Regions from separate parts of the Mus musculus genome. Here region 2 is linked to region 1. Evidence: chromatin contacts called from ENCODE Hi-C or POLR2A ChIA-PET data. All regions are on one chromosome and are shown on one strand. The core of a region is the stretch at or near the end of the contact, and the rest is flanking DNA. Distances in the headings are between cores, read along the strand shown.

Region 1 (6,456 bases), core at 1,949-4,448:
TGGGGTGGGCTTCGGTGATACAGCTGTCTTTGAGTCATTTTTGCTCCTGTGAGTGACCCCAATAAAACGTACTGGTTTTACCAAATTAAACTTTGGGGACATCTGTTCTTTGGTCTTTCGTCGGTTCCCTATCTGGGGGAAATAAATGTTTACATCTCCCCAGAAATAGTGTCACACAGCAGGTGTGACCTGGTGTGGAGTGATATTTAAGGTTCCCTCACATGCCTCTTTAGCAAGCTGACTCTGGGACCCACTGCCCTGAAGACTTTAGTGTGCTATTCTCACTTAGAAGGCTCTTGCTGAGTCGCTCACTACCTAACTGCTACGTGTCTGTGTGCCAGACCCTGGCTAAGGTTCTAAGATCCAATAGTAAGCAAAAGAAACCACGTCTTGTTTTTATGGTGTTTCATCTGACTGAAAGAAGAGAGTCACCCCAGCCAGTATGCACTTGGGTGGCCCTCCTTCCCAACAGGTTAAAAAGCGAAGGAGTCCTCTGAGTGCATGCTCAAAGAGGAGAGCTAAGTTCTCTTTGGAAAAGTCACAGGACACTTATTCTGCATCATGGAAAACAGAATAGTTCTTGCTTGGGTGTGTGCGCACATGTTTTTTCCTAAGAACCAGGGGAAACTGGCTTGAGCAAGCCTGCTGGGCACTCACTACCAACCCTTGCCAAGCTTCCCACAGCTGCCCAGCCTGCCCTCTAGATCATAAAAACAAGACAAACGCCCTGCCCCACTGGGCTCCGCTGTCCCTCTCACTGTGTGAGAGGCAGCAGCCAGGATATCTTACCAAAAAAGAAACTTGAGCGAAAACCACCCACTCGGCACCAGCTCCTTGTAGTGATTCCCTGGTCCTCTGTCCTTCCTCCCAGCTGCCCCACCCCACCCCAGTTCTCAGGGAGAGAGGCTAAGCCAGACCAACTCCAGCTGTTACCATCTATAATGGCTTGCCCCAGGAAGAAGAGGCTGCAGGCATGAACGTTTTTGTTCTTTTTAATTGGGGAATAATGCGTGCCTTTTTTTGTTTTTAATAATTTAAATGCTGGGTGCTGATCTTCTCCCAAAACATCTCTGAGCCCTCCGTATAGACTTCCATCGCCTCTGTGTGCTAAGGCCTAAAGCCGATCCCTGGACAAGGATCATGCCTGGTCCTTGTCCTTCCACAGGGGGTAACCAACTATCCTAGTCTGACAGCACCGAGGGACACCCCAGAGCTTCCAGTGCTGTAGGACAGTGTGCCCTGTTCCTCCTCCTTGCCCAAATGCATCCACTTCTGCCACCAAGAACTCCACTGTGCATCACACTAAGCCAGGTGTCCACAGGGAAGGCTTTGCCTGTCTAACAGCTTCTACTTCTCCCTGGAAAGGCCGCTCCCCTCCTCCCACCCCACACGCTGCCTCCCTCTTGCCGTGTCCCCAGCAAAACTGAGTTAACACAATGTCCTTGGTCTTTTCTGGCCCACTGATTCATTTCTGAAGAAGAGAGAGATAAAAATCGACTTAGCCTCGGAGTTGTAAAACTGTAGGCGAACCCAAGGAGAGCCCAAATCTGGCCGCCCGAGCTCCATCCCCGCCAGGCAGCCTCCACCCAACTCCGCAGCCATAAACCTGGAAACTCAATTAACCTGTGGGCCACTCGGCCTGGCCATACAGATCCCAAGACCAGATTAGTCCCTGCCAGCCAGAGAGGTGGAGATCCATTTGCCACTCTCGCTGGGTACACGCTAGGAGTGGAAGGCTCCACACAATGTGACCCCGCAGAGCCTCTGACCAATCATCCCGTATTGTCTGACCCTGATAGTTTTAGACAAGTTCAGAGGGTCCCCTTCAGTTCTAGGCAACCTGGAACATTTATTTATGCTAGCATAGGGCGGCGGGGGAGGGGTTTCTCTTGCCAGTAACTCTCTGGATGGTTGAGATTCCTGCCTATACCCAGGCTGCGTTCCCTGCCAAGCCCCAGCAAGACCATGCCGGAGACACACCCTCCCTTCCTTCCCTCGGGAAAGACAGCACAGTTCAGGGCTTCAGTTTTCAAGCTCATGACAGCCAGCTTGAGAAGTACAATAACAAATTATTTCCTGAACGCGTGCCTTAGGTTACAATCTAACTTAACACTTGTGTGGGCAGACTACCCACACAGCTTCCAAGTTCCCTACTGTAGCTCACAAAACTCACTTAGCACACAAGAGCTAATGAGAGTGTCCACTCCCACCCTGGCTTTGCTTGGCCCCTCCTACCTGACAGTAGCCCCTCCTACCTGACAGTAGCCCCTCCTACCTGAGAGCTCCCCGGACCTGGTTTCCCACAATGAACCGGGCTGTGATCTAATGGCTAAAGGCCCTTTTCTGCCCTCTGTAGCTTCATTCTGGACAGGAAGAAGATTGGAGGAGGCCATGACATTAAAGGAAAGGATGGGAAGACCAGGAGATAAGCCACCTTTCATGCTCTGTTGCTCCGGGATAGACTGAGGCGCTATCAGATAGGGCCATACACACAAACCCAACTTCCCAGGGGAAGGTAACAGGTCGGTCCCATCCTCCACATCAGCAGGACTTGGGGGCATTTCCTCTTCTCTACTTCCTGAGCCCAGCTCCATGCTTTGAATACACTGTGAGGGTAGAGAGAGCCATAGCATGGATGCTGGCCGCTGAAGGAAGGAGGAGTTAGCAGGAACTACCCATCGGCATGGAAAATTACCCTGGGTCTAAAGCAACCAGCTTGCCTTTCAGCCCCTCTTTCCTAAAGCAGCCGGGAATGGCCCACAGCAAGGAGTTTACAGGTCCCCTAGGCTTGTAAATAGCCAGCCTTCCACTTCTGCTGTGCCGGGCCTGTCTTGTTTGTTCTCTCCCTATATCACAAGAAAGCACAGCAGAGGATATCCGTCGCAGGCTTTGCTTCCTTTTGCAAAAACAAGAGGAAATGCCCTGCCTCAGAAAACACCTCGTCCTGGAACTCTATTGGGGGAGGGGGGAGCGCCCGCCAGAGTGCCAGGTGAAGGGCGACCAGAGAGACCAGAAGTGCTTATTAGAGCCTTCTGCGGGGTGGGGAGGACTAAAGAGTACAAGCAAAGTGCAGGTGACCAGGCAGTGGGCAGCAGGCGATCAAAGCGTCACTTTCAGTGTTCCCATTTGCTGGCCATGTGACCGAGGACAATGACCTTAGCTCTGTGAGCTTCGAGCTCAACAGTACAGTGGGCGTGGTCACGGTGGTGGCTAGGGAGAGAGCCAAGCTGGGGATGCGTCTATAGGAGTGAGCACTGCCATTAGCACTGGCAGTTTTGATTATAATTGACCGCTAGGGGCAGAAACCTAGGCTCAGGTCATTCGCTTAAGAAATGAGTTCAGGGCTCGAGAGATGGCTCCGCGGTTAAGAGCACCAACTGCTCTTCCAGAGGTCCTGAGTTCAATTCCCAGCAACCACATGGTGGCTCACAACCCTCTGTAATGGGATCTAATGCCCTCTTTTGGTGTCTCTGAAGAGAGCAATGGTGTACTCATATACATAAATAAATAAATCTTAAAAAAAAAAAAAAAAGTTCAGCCCAGCCTCTTGTAACTAACTCGGGTTAGTCAGAGTGAGCCGGGTTCAGGTCCCCACTCCTCTTGTGCTGCCCTGTGTTACTCAGCTTTCTAAGCCTGTTTGAACATCATACATGCAAAAGCATGCGCCTAGGAAGGGGTGAGATTTAACTCTCAGGGACAGTCTCAGTAGGCCCCTCAGGGGACTCCCAGCCTGGGTTAGGGGGATGGGCACAAAGACAGAAGGCAAGCCAGACCAGCCCCTCTCCTCCAGAGTCTGGCCCAAACATTTCCTGAGTGTGGTCTGCGCCCCTTCTCCTCCCATCAGGCAGTAGTGACTACTTCCTCCTGGATACCTCCACCAGACCCTCCATCTGTCTCTGCCTACAGAGCAGCTGTTCCTTGGGGAAGCAGCCTGTCACAGCAACTTCTCTGCGGATGCCATCATTGGCCGGCGCAGAGTAATAGTTCGAGAAGAAAAGTGCTGAATGCCTGTCCAAATGTGGAACAAGATGAGTTTCCATGCAGCTCAGCACACGGGAGGGACAGCCTGTGGCCCTGTGCCTTCTAGATCTAGCTTTTACATCCCTTGATCCTCAACAGATAGTCCAAAGGTCCCTCTCCTCCGAAGAATAGCTGGTGCCTAGTCCAGGCCTCTGTCCACACCAAGCATTCTGGGCATATCCCAGGAGCCAGGAGGTATGTAAAGAATGCTCCCCCCTAGGAGAATTGCCAGCCACCTGTAGATCAGATGGGGTTTGCCCCGCCCCCTTCACCATGGCTCCTACTCCCCACCCGGCTACCTGACCACCTGTCCTCAGTCCCCAACAGCATCAACGCCTTCTACGTACATGTCATACGTATACGTATGACGGCATCACCCTGTTTAGGTAATACTGTGCACCAGGTGCCAGGCCCTGCTCTAAGGCCATGTCAGTATGTGCACCCCTCACACCAGCCCTGTCAAAGTAAACCCTGTTGTCACAACAACCACATCTAGAGAGATCACCTGACTCGCTTTGGTATCACAGCCAGATAATGAGGGGAGCCAGGGTTTGAGCAGGGGCAGTTTATGAATACCTATGTAGGACCTCTGCTGGATGGAGAAGACTGAACTTGCAGCAGGGTATCAGGGAAGTGGAAAGACCCCAGCAGATGGGGGAAGGCACAGGGCAAGCACTCAGAGTCAAGGGCTTCTCCTCAGACAGAACCAGGGGCCATGCTGAAGGCAGCCCAGGGCTGTCTCCTCACTAATCCCTCTAAACTGCTCTAGCCCCTCCTTCTCCCTGCCCCCCCACACACAAATTCGTTTTTTTTTTAAAGTAATGACGTCACTTTCTATAGAGCTCTCTGGTATCTGCTGTCACCACCTTGAAATAATGCATTTTGTAAGACAGAAAGATCAGCACAGGGTTAGGCCAGAGGTGTAAAAAATTACCTTTTTATTGAAAGATACCTATTATTTTTATTTATTAATTAATGCCTTAATTTCTTAATACCTTAACAATAAATTATTATGTATTACTGTTATATTGCTCCTAACATCTTATCCCTGTCAGGAAGTAAGGACCAAAACCTTTCTAATTATCCAAATTACACATTTTAGCCTGGCGGCACACACCTTTAGTGTCAGTACTCAGGAAGCAGAGGGAGGTGGATCTCTATGGGTTTGAGGCCAGCCTGGTCTACACAGGGAGCTCTCTAGGCCAGCCAGGACAGTGAGACCTATATTTCTACAAATGGTAGATTAGCCCAAAGTGCTATGGTAACTATATAAAAGCCAGGAGACCTTCCTGGAACTGCAGGCTATGCAGGGACAATGAAATGTGCCTCACTTGATCTGCCCGCCCACGCCTGACCCCACATTAGCATCCTTCTGCCTACCACACATTCCTCAACCAGAGCTTGAAGCTCAACTCTTAAAAAAAGATTCTTCCCAAAACCTTCCTTCCTCCAAAGTGTCCCCTGGCATCCTCTCTCACTGCTGGACTGTGCACAGGCGTGACTCGTGTCTTTCTTTAACGGATGTCTCTCGTCCCTACACTGCAGACACCAGGGGATCAGTGCAGTTACATCGACAGTGCTGGCGAAGGGTGTGGCAGGTAAGAGGAATGGTCGGGCTAAGTTGAAACAACAAGCAATCATCAAGCCAGCCTCCCAGACAGCTCCAACCTGGAGCTTCAATGGGAAATGGGCATCCTGATCACTGGAGGGGCGTTAGCTAACCCTTCGAATCACACAAATTCCGTCACTCCTGTAAGGGCAGAAGAGTGTAAGTACCCTTGTCTGTTCAGCCCCGTGATCTGTGGAAGTCAAGACTGCCCCTCCCCAATTATCTCCCCAACTGAAGCACAGTATGCGTGTCCTCTCTTGGGTCCTCTGCCTTTCCCAGCTCCAGATGGCAGAGGGCCAGGCAGGGTTGAGAAAGAGGGGAAAGGCGCACGCTGCATGTCATCACCACACTCTGGTGAGACTCCGATCTCGGTCTCGGGGTCTTTGCGTGACCAAGACTGAACGGCCTCTCGCCCCCTGAGACACAAGGGCAGCCTGGGGAGGAGAGGAGTCTCTGAGCTTCTGGTTCCTCCTTCATAAACTAAATACAACCTGAGCTAAAAACTCCTCACTCCATGTTGGCGGTTCATCTAGGCTCCACCCACTGTTACCTGGCAACAGCCAGGGGTCCCTGACTCACTGTGAAAGGGGCTGCTTGCCCCCTCCTCTCTCTCTTGCTCTCACTCTTGCCCCTTACCCTCTCTCTCTTCCCATTCCCCTCACCTCCTCTCCATGTCGGCCTCTACTCCTATCTCTCAATACCTCTCCCTCTCCTCCTCCTCCTCCCACCCCACACCCTCCTTTCCCTGTCTCAACTCCCCTCCCCATGTCCTGAATAAAGTCTATCGTGTGGCTGGTCCCTCAAGGGGAAGGGATGCCTCAGCATGG
Region 2 (6,456 bases), core at 2,802-5,301, 46 kb after region 1:
CAGGCCAGAAAAAGAAATTCTAGGTACCGCGTACACACTGCCTCATTTCACCTTCACACCAACCCCACAAGGAATAACTTTACTGTTCCCTTTACATATAAAAAAAAAAAAAAAAAGAAAGAAAGAAATAGTTCAGTAAAGATGCGATTCACACAAGGTCATCTGGCTTATAAAGCACTTTACTACATCTGTCCCTCCAAAATCCATGCTTTCGATTAATATTTCAAGGTAAAAAGTACTTTTGTACCCTCATAGCAAAGAAAGAAAATAATTCATAGAAACCCTCTTGGCTAAAATGCCTTAATGCTTAAAAATAGCCCCAATTATGTTTCGCGAAGTTAAATGTGGAACAAGCAGAAGATGCAGAGACTCCTCTGGTCCCTGGAGTTGGACTCGTGACCTGGACCAATCACTTGGCTCTCAGCCTTAGTTTCCAGGAAACCTACAAACCAAAGCTACGTCCATCTCTTCCTTCATCTTGAAGCATTTCTAGTGAGGTTCAGATAACCAACTTGGTAGCCAAGGATGTCCGGGGAGCCAAGGATGTCAACGGTTTCTGTCTCTTCTCTCACCTCTTTAGTTAGAATTGCTCACAGAAGTCACCAGTTAAGGTTGAGATGCAAAGACTAAGAGAGATCGGGGTGTCTGTGTCATAACCTCTCCTCCTATTGCTCAGACATCTTTGTGGTGGGGGGTGAGAGGGAGAAGGGTGCAAGAGCAGAGATGGTGGAGGGCTTCAAGGAAACTGTGTTTTCCCAGAGAAGAGGGCAGATGCACACATGAACTCACAGCAGTTATGACGGCACACACGAGATCTGTGCAAGCCCAAACCAGACAAAATCCTATCCGGGGACTGGGGTGGGGGGAACAACAAAGTCTACCCGTAGCTGGGGAGACACTAGCATCTGATAGCTGCTAGAGAGAAGGAGTCCATTTTAATAGTGTAATAGCGGGTATATGGACCGCTCGCCGGGGCAGGCCTCACACCGATAGTAACTGGGTAACACAAACTGGACTCAGGTGGTTAAGGGAAGCAAAGAGAGAGAGAGAGAGAGAGAGAGAGAGAGAGAGGAGAGGAGAGAGAGAAAAAGAAGCTGGATGGGTTAAGTAGGTGGGAATGGGTCTGGAAGGAGCTGGGGAAGGGAAAATGAATATAATCAAAATACACTCTAAGAAATTCTCAAAGGATTAATAAAACTCGCTTATGTTATTAGTTAACTAGAAAGTTACTCCCCAACACCCGCTGTTTGCGGAGCCATGCAGTAGCCAGTGAGGAATACCAAAAACGTAGAAGCCACCATCCTCAGATGAGGACGTATCTCCAAGTCCGAGGACCTGTAAGTCATACAAAACAGAAACACAAAAAGAATTGCTGGGCCTACCATTCAGGTCTAAAATATGAGCAAGAGGTTTAGCCAGGTGAGGTGGCACAGGCCTTTGATCCCCACACTCTGGAGGCAGAGGTAGGCAGATCTCTAGGAGTTCCATAATGGGTCTCAGGACAGCCAGGGCTACAGAGAGACCCCCCATCTCAGCGTCCCCACCCGATCCTCCAAAAAAAGAAGTTTTTATGTAAGAACATCAATGAGGACTGAAAGGACCACGTTTTTCCCGAAACAAAATGGGAATTAAAAAAAAAAATCTGAGAATGGAGGATTTGTGGTGAGAGAGAAGGCGTGTGGGCAGCGTAACTCTTGGTGGGTAGAGCGGGATGCGTCAGAAAGAGAGCCAGGAGGGAGACGGGAGACAAATTGAAGGTGACTTGTTTGGTTGGTTTGTAAGCTGTCCCTAGAACAGGCTAATCTGAGCAGCCTGCTGAATGTTGGAAATTCTCAACTCCTCTAGACAAGAAGCAAATGGGTACTCAGAAGCCGCAGACATCAGCTCCCCTCACAAACCAGTGAAGAAGAGCTCTTCAGTATAGGGACGCTGAGCTGTAGGCAAGACTACTGTCCCCGCAAGCTCAGATGGTGGCAGCCTAGTGCCAGCCACTCATGCAGGCGGACATGGTCCAAAGCCTTACACTTCTTTCCTTGCTCCTTCCCTCTGCCAGCCACCAGGCCATTGAGAAAGAGCAAGGACACTGTCCACCTCTGCCCCAAGGCCTCTAGATGCCCCCGTTGTTCAGGAGAATCCTGTTTTGAAGAGAGCCCAGAAAGAAACTGCAAGGAACGTGGTCTAAAAGGTCCTAGGACCATGGTTCTCAACCTGGGGATCACGACGACCCCTGGGGGGTGTCAAACAACCTTTTCACAGAGGTCGCTTAAGACCATCCCAAAACAGAGATTCCTAACAGTAGCAAAATTATAGTTATGAAGTAACGAAAATAATTCCATGGTTTGGGCGTGAGGGTGGGGGTACCATCACAACATGAGGACGGGTATTAAATGGTCTCAGCGTTAGGAAGGTTGAGAGTCACTGTCCTAGACTCTTCTTGTGAGTGGGACTACAGAACGCACTGGCTTCTTAAGCTTTTCTCAGACAGAGGAGTGAAATGGATCACACCTGTTCTCTCTCACAGGGGCCCGACTCAGGACAAGCTGTGCACACTTTAAAGTAGTCTGCAACCTCACGGGTTTAGAGGAGCCCGTTCCCGTGAAACCAGCAACTCACAACTTAGAGGGGAAGCCTTCTTGCCTCTCCCTGTGATCCTCTCTCCTCAAGGAAAATGGTAAAGCCCGTCCCTCGGTGCCAACCCACGGATGAGGAGGTGGTGGCACGAAGACTTCTGCTCCATAGTCTGCCAAACTTGGCCCTGCACAGAACACCTTCACAATAGGAAGACCAGCTCCTCGGATAAATGAAAACTGTCTGTGCTCCTGCCTGCCGGGAGACAAACCCTGGCCAGCCTGTTCCTGCTCAACCCGAGTACTGAAATGCCTCCAGTTGGTTCCTATTTCATTAAAAGTCCATGAAGGGAGAAACAAGAGCTCCTGGAAGACACAGACCGTGCAGCATCTCTCAAACTTTTTGATACAGGCGAGACGGGTTGTGAGCAAATGTCACCTAACTGGGTTTCTCCCTTACCTACGCCAGTGCAGAAGCCAGTGTCCACCAACATACACACAACAGACCCGGGTTAGGTAGGAAAGCCAGCCACTTGGCATGGTTCTCGAAAATTCAACCACCTCAGTATGAACGAGGCTAGTGCCCTCTCCCAGGTCAGCTCTGCAGTGCCATCAAATCCCCCCACCAAAGACAGACACTGTGAGGACCAGGAACGCCTCCCTGAAAAGGGCAATCCCGGTTCAAGACGGGACTATTCCCAACACAGGCCAGGAAGTTCCGTCTTTCCGTGTGCTCCACTGCCCAGCAAACCCAGATTTCCCTTGGCAAGAGCCGGGTCTCTGGAGCTTTGAGCTCTGGAAGAGGAAGGTTTCCAAAGAGACTTTTCTGCCCTCGCTCTGCTTTGGGGTTCTGCAGTTGCCAGGATCTGCAAACCTGCCTAGCTGGTGCAAACAAATGGTGGTTACACCTTACGCTCGCTCGCTCGCTCGTGTTTTCTTACACATGCATACTGCACTCACCACACTTACACATACGTACCTTTCGCCCTCCATTGTGGGAGGCCCGGCAGGGTTAGTAGTCATCAAACTGTGCATGCACCCGGGAACTGGCGCTGCTCGCTGGGTTCTCCCAGCAGACCCGTGAGGGACCCTGATCAGCAACCGTGATTCAGCATGGCTGCAACTGAGACCTCCTCCCTCCCAATCCTCCTTCCTCTTGACTTACTCGCGGCAGGCTTCTACCGCAAAAGCGACGGTGCTAGAAAATGTCTTACCCAGAGCTCCCTGCAGCCCTTTCAGCTGCTAAAAGCAGCAACCCACTCGCTTCCCCTCCCCCGCAGGCTGGCTTCTCCTCTGTCTCCTAGAAACAGCCACAGCTTCGGCGGCGGCGGCGGCGACCCAAGGGCTGTGCCACCTTTCCAGCTGTTTCCACATCTGCTCAGGCATCCCCAGCCCTAGCGACTAGCCCACCCCACAGTCTCCTGCCTCCTAGGCTGCACTACAGCGGATCAGAGGGATCCTCTCTAACGCTAACAGAGAAAAACTGACCCCTCCTTCTCTCCTCCTCCTCCTAAGCTGTGAGTCTGTGGGCCTGGCCAGATTGCTGGAATGAGGAGGCCCCTCTGTGGCCTGCAATGGAGTTTACCCACCTGGGAAAATTCACTTGTGAGTAACGTCAGCGCTGCCGGATTCCCCCTCCCCGAGCCCACGGTAGTTCTGAGATGCGACATTAAGACAAGTGGGTTGGAATGTGTGGGTGTCACAGAACTGAAATGAATAAGAAGAATTAGACATGGGAGCCAGGGCCAGATGCGTTATGTGCGGAGAGAGGGGGAGGTGCAACTGAAACAAACCCCCAGTATTACAAAATGCCAAAGACCATTGCAGTGATCACCACAAAAACACCACAACAGAACCGCTTTCTAAGGTCTGCCATACTGAACCTTATGCAAGCTGTGGCTCCAACTCAAAACGTCTACTACTGAGCCCCCATCTCCCAGCCAAAGCCCCTGTGCCCTGTAACCTCTAGATGTTGGTCCTACCTGGAATGGCTCCTCTAACCCTGATCCTTGAGTCTTTATGGAAGTGCAGTAAGTCACAGGTCTTCTGAAACCTTCCCCAAATCACACCAGTGACAGCGGGTAGCCTCCAACATAAACTTCAAAGGGTATTGCCCTTATTGCTCACCTCCCCCTAACTGAGTGTCCGGGGGAGTTTGTTTTTTTGGTTTTTTTGTTTGTTTGTTGTTTTTGTTTTTTTTTTTAAGATTTATTTATTTATTATATGTAAGTACACTGTAGCTGTCTTCAGACACACCAGAAGAGGGAGTCAGATCTCGTTGAGGATGGTTGTGAGCCACCATGTGGTTGCTGGGATTTGAACTCAGGACCTTCGGAAGAGCAGTCGGGTGCTCTTACCTGCTGAGCCATCTCACCAGCCCTGTTTTTTGTTTTTTAACATGCCTTGTTTCTCGAGCTTAAAGACAATCTTGTGGAAAGCCGACCGGAAGCTAAGTTTGTGTCTTCTAGAACTAACCAGGGCTTAGAGATAATTGGGTCCATTAGTGGTGAAAATTTTCTCAGAAGCTTCCCCAATCAGGAAAGGAAAAGCCAGAAACGAGTACCCATCCATCCCTGCTTTAGGACTCCTCACCAACCAATACACCCGGCCTCTCTGGAGGCTCAGAGCAGCACTGGCTGAGTGGGCTTCTGCTGGGTAGCCTATGACCTCACACTCAATCCTTCATTCCCAGGACACTCTCTAAAGTCTCTGTCAATTCTACTAATTGCGAGTTTACAAAAGTTGCAAAGGTCCCGCTTTCCTTCTTGGTATGCCCTAGCCATCTGCCTAGTGGTGCCACTTTCCTGGACTCTCGCGTCTGTGGGAACCTCAGGAGGATATAAAGTGCACGTGTTGCTTGTACAGTTCGGGCCCGCTAAGTTTCTTCAGTTGTTTCGCAGAGTTCAAGCCATCAAGCTAAAGGAGGAACACAGGTCTAGACGCAGCAGGTGTCGATAACTTGGACGTGACAGAACACTCTGACCCCGAACCAGCTGAGGTGTGAGTCTCAAGGTTTATCTCCCCAGACACACCAGTGTCCCCTTAGCTGGGACCACAACCCAGAGTCGTTCTCCATCCGAGAAGAGCACTCACACCCAGCAGCTCCGTGTCTTCGCTTGTTCACAGTCAACCCCTCCTCTCTCTCTCCCGCCTCTTCCCTCCCTCCCTCTAATCAGCTTCGTGCTTCTGTTCCAGATATTTCCTCTGGACATCAGTCATGGGGACCACAAGAGGCTGAGCATCGCAAATAAGGAAGTGGAATCCCAGAATCCGTGCCAGAGTGCAGGCAGGTCACTGGGGTAGGCAGGCGGCTGGGTGAGTCACAGGAGGGATATAAAACTGACTTCCCTTTGTGGGTGCCTTCATTCACGTCTTCGCCAGACAGGAAAGGGGGGAGGAAAAATCTCTGAGAAGGAAATCCTTAAGGACGGAATATACTCACGCTTCAAAATGAATGACTAGAGCCAACATAAAGCCTCAGGTGGTCCCCTTGCAATCTACCTTTGCCATACGTGACAAACCAGATGTCAGCCAGATGTGTCGGATCACACCCACTCGTCACACCACCCATTCTCCATGAGGCGGAAGGGAGATGGCCATCCAGGAAAACCATCCACCAGAACTAAGGGTAGCAGAGCCAATGGCCCTTCTCTATGCTACTGGAATATTTTTCTGGTCTCTGCTACATTTAACATCTCCTACCTGTTATCCAAGCATACTGTGGGCCAAAGTCTGACCTGTTCAGTATAGGCTAGTGCTCCTGACTGTACTTCTGTCCCAAGAGGGGCTGCTTGGGGTTCTAGTGGACAGACGCAAAAGGACCAAAGTGGTTCCTGCCTGGAGGAAAGTCCCCATCCTTGACCTGTTCTGAATCTATGTCAAAGCCCGC

What was found. A loop is a pair of places that touch in the nucleus more often than their neighbours do. ChIA-PET counts read pairs that join two places held with the same protein, here RNA polymerase II (POLR2A).
Region 2: a map of left cerebral cortex shows a loop between it and region 1 (4-fold over the local background). The contact joins the promoter of Klhl3 here to the enhancer-like site in region 1. A Hi-C loop is called at or near these places in 11 of 37 maps with a recorded cell type or tissue (T-helper 2 cell, adrenal gland, heart and 1 more). POLR2A ChIA-PET finds 5 or more read pairs at or near these places in 2 of 5 experiments (both embryonic stem cell).

Annotation. Positions count from the first base shown.
Region 1 is chr13:58,064,759-58,071,214 of GRCm38, forward strand. All of the region lies in intron 4 of Klhl3 (kelch-like 3), which reads right to left. Among named protein-coding and RNA genes, the nearest start is that of Gm33389, 3.7 kb to the right of the region's middle. Within about 2 kb of position 3,199, at least 3 of the 3 ENCODE cell types and tissues checked have a DNase peak (open chromatin) inside an H3K27ac peak, as active enhancers do; they include heart and left cerebral cortex, where a contact is called at or near this core.
Region 2 is chr13:58,109,596-58,116,051 of GRCm38, forward strand. It overlaps Klhl3 (kelch-like 3), which reads right to left and starts at 4,052. Exons shown (of 15, transcript NM_001362415.2): 1 at 3,547-4,052. The coding sequence starts at 3,560. Gm33389 (a long non-coding RNA gene) reads left to right here. Exons shown (of 5, transcript XR_003950588.1): 5 at 2,522-3,375. Gm52040 (a long non-coding RNA gene) reads left to right here and starts at 4,105. Exons shown (of 3, transcript XR_003950589.1): 1 at 4,105-4,172; 2 at 5,468-5,565; 3 at 5,763-6,456.